Linked DNA regions of Homo sapiens: regions 2 and 3 are each linked to region 1. Evidence: read pairs that join two places in POLR2A ChIA-PET (ENCODE). Cell type or tissue: Panc1. All regions are shown on one strand. Region 1 has its middle 25 kb from the start of UACA. Region 2 overlaps LARP6 (La ribonucleoprotein 6, translational regulator). Region 3 overlaps LINC02205 (long intergenic non-protein coding RNA 2205).

What was found. Peaks named below come from ENCODE experiments on the same cell type or tissue, not always from the same donor. Only the 100,000 strongest peaks of a DNase experiment are listed, where the experiment ranks them.
Region 2: POLR2A ChIA-PET joins it to region 1 with 8 read pairs; 5 of 35 experiments call an interaction of 5 or more read pairs at or near these places.
Region 3: POLR2A ChIA-PET joins it to region 1 with 6 read pairs; 3 of 35 experiments call an interaction of 5 or more read pairs at or near these places.

What each region holds. Positions count from the first base shown.
Region 1 is chr15:70,787,422-70,789,921 of GRCh38, reverse strand. No RefSeq gene overlaps it. Among named protein-coding and RNA genes, the nearest start is that of UACA, 25 kb to the right of the region's middle. In Panc1, no CTCF peak of the experiment used is centred here; DNase peaks (open chromatin) are centred at 1,351 and 1,683; H3K27ac peaks cover 2,500 bases.
Region 2 is chr15:70,839,731-70,842,230 of GRCh38, reverse strand. All of the region lies in intron 1 of LARP6 (La ribonucleoprotein 6, translational regulator), which reads left to right. Among named protein-coding and RNA genes, the nearest start is that of LARP6, 13 kb to the left of the region's middle. In Panc1, no CTCF peak of the experiment used is centred here; no DNase peak of the experiment used is centred here.
Region 3 is chr15:70,501,804-70,504,303 of GRCh38, reverse strand. LINC02205 (long intergenic non-protein coding RNA 2205) reads left to right here. Exons shown (of 2, transcript NR_146562.1): 2 at 179-397. Among named protein-coding and RNA genes, the nearest start is that of LINC02205, 2.9 kb to the left of the region's middle. RefSeq lists enhancers at 1-7, 108-247, 1-284, 285-810. In Panc1, no CTCF peak of the experiment used is centred here; no DNase peak of the experiment used is centred here; H3K27ac peaks cover 2,500 bases.

The DNA of each region.
Region 1 (2,500 bases):
TCGGGAGGCTGAGGCAGGAGAATCGCTTGAACCCAGGAGGCGGAGGTTGTGGTGAGCCGAGATTGCGCCACTGCACTCCAGCCTGGGCAAGAAGAACGAAATTCCATCTCAAAAAAAAAAAAAAAAAAAAGAAACTAGGACTTTAAGTGAAACAACATATAAGGAAATCAATTTTACCATAGGTTAATGACACAAACAATAGTTAAGTTCCCTCAGCATATTTCTGGTGACAAAACTGTCATCAAACTTCTAAATATATGCCAAACTACTCATATTAAACCTTACAATAAATGTGAGCTATGCATGTATTTAAGAAACATTATTAAAAGCAAGTAAGATAATTATTTACATTCTTATTGCAGTTCAGAGCCATGGGTAGCTGGAGCCTGTCCCAGCAGCTCAGGGTGCAAGGTGGGAACCCACCCTGGAGAGGGTGCCATTATCTCACAGCGTGCAGCCACACCCACACTCACACCCACACTCACTCATCCTGAGATGAGGTAGACATGCAAATTCACCTCATGTGCATATCTTTGGGATGTGGGAGGAAACCCACGCAGACATGAGGAGAACAAGCAAACTCCACACAGATGTCGGCCCCAGACAAGAATTTATTTTTTTTTTTTCTTATCAACATTATAACAGAGGCCGGGTACAGTAGCTCATGCCTGTAATCCCAGCACTTTGAGAGGCTGAGGCAGGTAGACACTTGAGGTCAGGAGTTTGAGACAGGGTTCTCTACTAAAATTACAAAAATTAGCCAGGTGTGGTGGCACGTGCCTGTAATTCCAGCTGCTCCGGGCTGAGGTAGGAGAATTGCTTGAACCCGGGAGGCGGAGGTTGCAGTGAGCTGAGATCATGCCACTGAACTCCAGAACTCCAGCCTGGGCAACAGAGTGAGACTCCAACTCAGAGAAAAAAAAGAAAAAAAAAAAGGACAACGTTATTCAAGGCCTTGTTATCCTGTAAAATAAGAGTCACTTGAACCCAAGCACCGTGATACGTGACAGTCGTCTTATAACAGAGATGGCTATCTAGTGACTAACGAGCAGGTAGTGTCTGCAGTGTGGATCCACTGAACACAGGGAGGGTCCACATCCCAGGCTGGATAAAGTGGGACAGTGCACATTTTAAAACTCATGAATTGGTTATTTCTGGAATTTTCCATTTCATATTTTCAAACCTTGGTTGACTGTGGGTAACAAACATCAGAAAGCCAAACCATAGATAAGTGGGGAGGAGACTACCATTTGAGACATGTCTGAGTCATCTTACAGATATAAGGATTTGTGATGCTTAGCATAACCCATAGTTTACAAGAGGTCTAGGGTCCAAAGGTTGGGAACCACTGACCTATTGCATTTATTGACAATGAATCACAGTCCTGGTGATGTTGCTTGCAACTGTCACCTAACTCTTCAGGTCTCACCATCTCCCTCAATTACACTGAATCTTTCCTGAGGACAGGAACGTCCACTTATATGCCTTTGTACACCCACAATGCTAATGGACCCATCAATTAAGGACCATTAATTGAGCACTACCCATGAGGAGGACACTGAATTAGATTCTGTGGGAGGTAGGAAGTGCAGAGTCCAGTTTCTGCCCTTCAGATCTCACATCTGGTTAGAGATATGGCAAATGCCTTTGAGAAATGAGGTAACAATTTAATGGCTAAACTTCAGAGTGAAAGAGAGGTTATGGGATAGATTAGGAAATGAGTTGAACAGATGCTGACTGCTATGAGTACAGAAAAGGAGGAGTTAAGAGTATGCTGCTGAGCTGGAAAACTATGTAGAGGGGTTTGAGTGTGTGAGCCTGAAAAAGGATTAGTACTCAGGCACTTCTTTCAACTCCTGGAAGGTGCTCAGAGAGTAACTGAACAAATACATGCATAAGAGAAACACTTTTGGTCATTTGCTCCAAGATAGGCACAAAGTGAAACCCTTACTTTTTTTTTTTTTTTTTTTTTTTTTGAGATGGAGTCTTGCTCTGTAGCCCAGGCTGGAGTGCAGTGGAGCGACCTCAGCTCACTGCAACCTCCGCCTCCCAGGTTCAGTGATTCTCCTGCCTCAGCCTCCCAAGTAGCTGGGATTACAGGCACCTGCCACCAGGCCTGGCTAATTTTTGTATTTTTAGTAGAGACAGGGTTTTGCCATGTTGGCCAGCTGGTCTTAAACTCCTGACCTCAGGTAATCCACCCGCCTCAGCCTCCCAAAGTGCTGGGATTACAGGCGTGAGGCAATGCATCTGGCTGTGAAACCCTTACTCTTAAAGAACAACATTTACTCTGAAACATACAGAAGTCAATTTTTTGAAGGTGGCAGTGGATGAAGAGGAGATGTGCCCTGAATCCCATGATCTCTTAAGATGTCGCTGGGGTCCAGAAATTGTTTAGGTGAAACTTTCACAGAAGAGAGCACTGATGCTTCAATAGTGAAGTGAGTTGGCCAGGATCATACAATCAGTTAGTTCGCAGCAGAGCTGGGACTTGACCTCT
Region 2 (2,500 bases), 52 kb before region 1:
ACAAAAAAAACAGAAAAATTAGCCAGGCATGATGGCACATTCCTATAGCCCCAGCTACTTGGGAGGCTGAGATGGGAGGATTGCTTGAGCTTGGGAGGCTGAGGCTGCAGTGAGCTGTGTTCATGCCACTGCATTCCAACTTGAGGCAACAGAGCAAGATCCAGTCTCAAAAAGAGAAAAGAAAAGAAATGGAGAGAGAAAGAGGAGACATAAAATGGGGAGAAGAATCAGAAAAGAGTAAGTCACATAAGCCCAGGGGGGAGAGTATCAAGAAGAAGGTGGTCAATAGTGTCAGATCCTGCATCAGGGGCAAGAAGACTGTGTGAGGCCATTCTTGCATTGCTGTAAAGAAATATCTGAGACTGGGTAATTTATAAGAAAAGAGGCTTGATTGGCTCTTGGCTCTGCAGGCTGTATAGGAAGCATGGCACTAGCATCCACTTCTGGGGAGGCCTCAGGAAGCTTACAATTGTGGTGGAAGGTGAAGGGAGAACAGACACATCACATCACAGAAACAGGAGCAAGAGAGAGAGTTGGTGATGGTGGGGGTGGGAGGGAGTACCACATACTTTTAAATGACCAGGTCTTATGAGAACTCACTATCAAGAGGGCAGCACCAAGGGAGTGGTGCTATACCATTCATGAGAAACGACCCCATGATTCAATCACCTCCCACCAGGCCCCACCTCCAACACTGGGGATTACAATTCAACGTGAGATCTGCCTAAGACATACATTCAAACTATATCAAGGACCAAGATGGAGAAGAGACACCTGGATATGGCTACAAGTTCTTTGATGGATGTCTAGAGACACAGAACAAGCTGGAGCGAAGGTTAGGAAAAGGGAGAAGGAGTTGCCCAACGGAGGTCTAGAGAAGCTTGATTGGATGAACTCTATCCTCTCCATCCAGTCTGAGATAGAATCATCTGCAGGCAGTAAAGCAGACATGGCCGACCTTGGGAAGATTGGGAAGCTCTGGAATAAGCATTAGAGAGATTGAGAAATTATACTGCCCGGCCGGGCGCGGTGGCTCACGCCTGTAATCCCAGCACTTTGGGAGGCCGAGGTGGGCGGATCACGAGGTCAGGAGATCGAGACCATCTTGGCTAACACGGTGAAACCCTGTATCTACTAAAAATACAAAAAATTAGCCGGGCGCGGTGGCGGGCGCCTGTAATCCCAGCTACTCGGGAGGCTGAGGCAGGAGAATGGCATGAACCCAGGAGGCGGAGCTTGCAGTGAGCCGAGACAGTGCCACTGCAGACCAGCCTGGGCGAAAGAGCGAGACTCTGTCTCTTAAAAAAAAAAAAAAAAAGAGAGAAAAGAGAAATTATACTGCCTTCCTTCTATTATGCTTTATTTGTTTATGAGTTTACCTTTTGTAATAGCATCTATTGCTCTAGTTTGGGAGTAGGACTAACTTGTCCTGGGAGTAGGACCCCACAGGGGTCCCTTTCGTAGTGCAGTCACTTCTGAGATACTAGCTATTTGTAGTAAGTTAGACCATTTGCCAATACCCCTGAGTCTGCTCAAAACTCTTCACCGGCCATTAGCACACACCCGGCCCCATCCCCTGTGATTTACTGACATCTTTGTTAGCTGGGCCGGGAATTCCCTTTGCATTTGTAGTTATTTTGTCTGTTATATCCAACCCATCTGTTTTTTGTTTGTTTGTTTGTTTTTGTTTGAGACGGAGTTTCGCTCTTGTCACCCAGGCTGGAGTGCAGTGGCGCGATCCCGGCTCACTGCAACCTCCGCCCGCCGGGTTCAAGCGATTCTCTTGCCTCAGCCTCCTGAGTAGCTGGGATTACAGGCTACCACCACCACACCCAGCTAATTTTTATATTTTTGGTAGAGATGGGGTTTCACCATGTTGGCCAGGCTGGTCTCAAACTCCTAACCTCAAGTGATCCCCCTGCCTCAGCCTCCCAAAGTGCTGGGATTACAGGCGTGAGCCACCGCGCCCGGCCTCAACCCATCTGTTTTAACTACTATTTAGGCGATAAACTTTCCCTAATAAAGTGAAATTTGTTCTGTCCATCTTGCATCTCCTTTTTCATCCTATTGGTTGTCCCACTGATGTTTTCCCTTCGGCATGTTTTGAGGACCTCTTTTCTCCATGTAGTGTTGCTGCGGTTACTATTGTATTTGGCTGTTTAAGTAACAGAAAACCCAACAAGTGAATTAAACAAATAGGATTTGATCTTTCTCATGTAATAATAAAAAATCTGCAGGTAGATAGTTATAAGAGCTGGCCCAACAACTCAATCATGTCAGGGCCAATAATGCCAACAAATCAGGCCAAGCCAATTCTCTTGGCCTTTTCCTTATGGTAGTAAAATGGCTGCTGCAGATTCAACCATCACATCCACATTCAAAGCAGACAAAAGGGGAAGGGACAGGGCCAAGAGATTTTCACTTAAGTGTTAGTGGCCATAACATTAAGTTTTTATAGCCTCTAGAGTAAAGACGGCAATTAAAGCCGGGCGTGGTGGTG
Region 3 (2,500 bases), 290 kb after region 1:
CCCCTATCCCAGCTGTCTTGGAGGCAGTGTTCCCTGCTGGGGTTCAAGGCTTTAGGGGATGGGCTTTTGGTGCTGAGGGAAGAAACCCTGAGAGCTGCAGGCTGGGCCCAGCTGTGAGGTTTCAGAAATAGAAGTGTTTTCAAAGGTTGACAAAGACAACTCCATCCTCTGTTTACAGCAGAAGCAACTGAGGCCCAGAGGAGCAAAGGCCCCCAAGCAAGGTCTCCAGCAGGCTGGGAGCACGGTGGAAATGGAGCCCGCTCCCCTGTCTTCCACTGCCTGTTTAAGAGAAGAGCAGCCGCGAGGCCCTGGGCTGGTCTCGGGGGTGAGCTCTGCTGTGGATACCCGCCATGGCTTGTCTTCCCCGCCCACAGATAAATGCAACCTTTCTCTTCTACGCTCTCCCTGGGCGGCTGCGTTTGTACCCCTCTCTCTATTCTCTGCCCTCCCACTTCACTGCCTGCTTCAACATTTGTTCCTTCATGCATTCATTCATTCAGCTGTTTATGGGTGTCTCCTTGTGCCAGGCTCTGTGCTGGGCAGAGACTGGGTCTCTGCACACTCTAGAAAAGGGACAGAAGCTTCACCTGGTTAACCCCCCCTATGTAGAATGACAGGCTGTGATTTGTGGTGTGAAGAAAAGGGACAGGGTGCGAGGAAAGGGTGTGACCAAGTCCTGGCCCCAGGCCAGGGAGCCAGGGGACTCTTGTAGGAAGCTTCTTGCAGGAAGCGACATTATTCTAACCCCTTCCTTCACACCATCAGCTCCCCTGAGACAGGAGCCTCAGCATCCAGCACTCTGCTGTCTGCAGAGAGCACAGAAGGTGCACAGTGAGCGCTCTGCCCAGCTTGGGGGGCGGTTTGGGGAGTGGAAATGGCTTACTTTCTGGCCTGTGATGGTCTTGCTGCATGAAACATGGGGCGACTTCGGTTCTTTAACCTCCTTGGGCCTCAGTTTCTACATTTGAATACTGAGGATGTAAAGGCCCACTCTGAAAGTGGTGACAAATGGAAGGCCCCTTCTCTCCTTCCATGTGACACTGTGAGAATCAGTGTCTCAAGTTTTCTTGCCTATTACTTTTGACTAGTTTCTTTTTCACCTTGTGATGTAAATATGTAAATGAATGTCAGAAAGACTGACATGAGTATGGCTGATATGCAGTGGTTGTTATTGTTGGCAAGGGTGCTCGCTTTGGAATCAGAAGACCGGGGTTCAAGTGCTGCTTCTACCCAAGTAGCTGTGTGGACCTGGACAAGTTGTTCTCTGGACCTTATTTTCCTCATCTGTTAAATGGACCTACCTATCTCTCAGATGCTAGAAGTGGCAGGTGCCAGTGCCTGTCATTATTGAGCATTGAGACCTCTCTAGAAGGTTCTTCTGCCCAGAAAAAAATGCTAAGTGGAGGAGGCAGTAGGTGGAGGGACTGGTGTGGGCACAGGTGGGATGGCGGTCTGACCAGCCCGCCATGGGAACCTGGCCGGGCAGCCCAGCCCTGGCCATTAGCCGTCAGTGAGATCTGTGGCTCTTACACTGTGAGCTTCAGTTGAAACAAACAAGCATGGCGTGGATGGAGGGGGTGGCAGCAGGGAGGGAGGGCCCAGCTGGTTGCCAGATGCAGCATGGCTACTGCAGGAGGGGACCCAGGGGGTCTCATTACCGGCTCGGCCTCCACTGCTCCAGATCTGGGAAGCACCGTCCTTCCTGCGGGGCCATCAGACATTCAGGGCAGAAGATGGTGGAGCTGCTGGGAGAGAGAGAGCAGCCCCTTTTGGCGTACAGGTTGGCCAGCCCCTCGTGAGGTTGGTGTGGGCGCTGGTGCATGGGGACCCTGGAAGCCCCCTCCACTTCAATCCCTTTTCTTTTCTAGACACCCTCTTTCTTGCTTACCGGGTTTTCTTCTTTTTCCTTTCTCCATGCACTTCCATCAGGACTTGCTCTTCCCATATCAGTGGCCCGCTCTTCCCATAATTCATTCAGCAACTGAACTGACCACCTCCTCCTGACTTGGCCCAGGGTCTAGGCAGATGTCCAGGGCAGTTGGTGGAGTGGTGGTTTTGCAGGAGCTGATTTTGTCTCAAGTGAGAACACCCATGGGGCCCCAATACCATATCAAACAGACCAGAGAGAGAGTTGTGCCATCTCAGCCTTGCCCTCCTGGGCCCGTGGGTATGGAGGTGTCACCAAGTAGCACAATTTGAAATCTACAGCTTTGGTCCAACCTTCTTGTTTTATTCAAAGAAGAGCTGGACCCAGAGCGGAGAAGTGGCTCAGACTTGGGGCTGGCGCCCACGGGCCCTGACTCCTGGTATGGGGCCTCTTCTTCCCTGACTACCCAGGTCCTTTCTGGTGTTCACTGTCACTTCTCATACAAGCCCATCTTGGTATCTGCACAGAGAGCTGAACCTTTCCTGCAGCCAGGAGGCTTATGCTGGGACATTTCATGGGCTTTCTGCAGGTGAATTGAGGCCAATTGATGACCCAAGATGCAGGTGACATTGA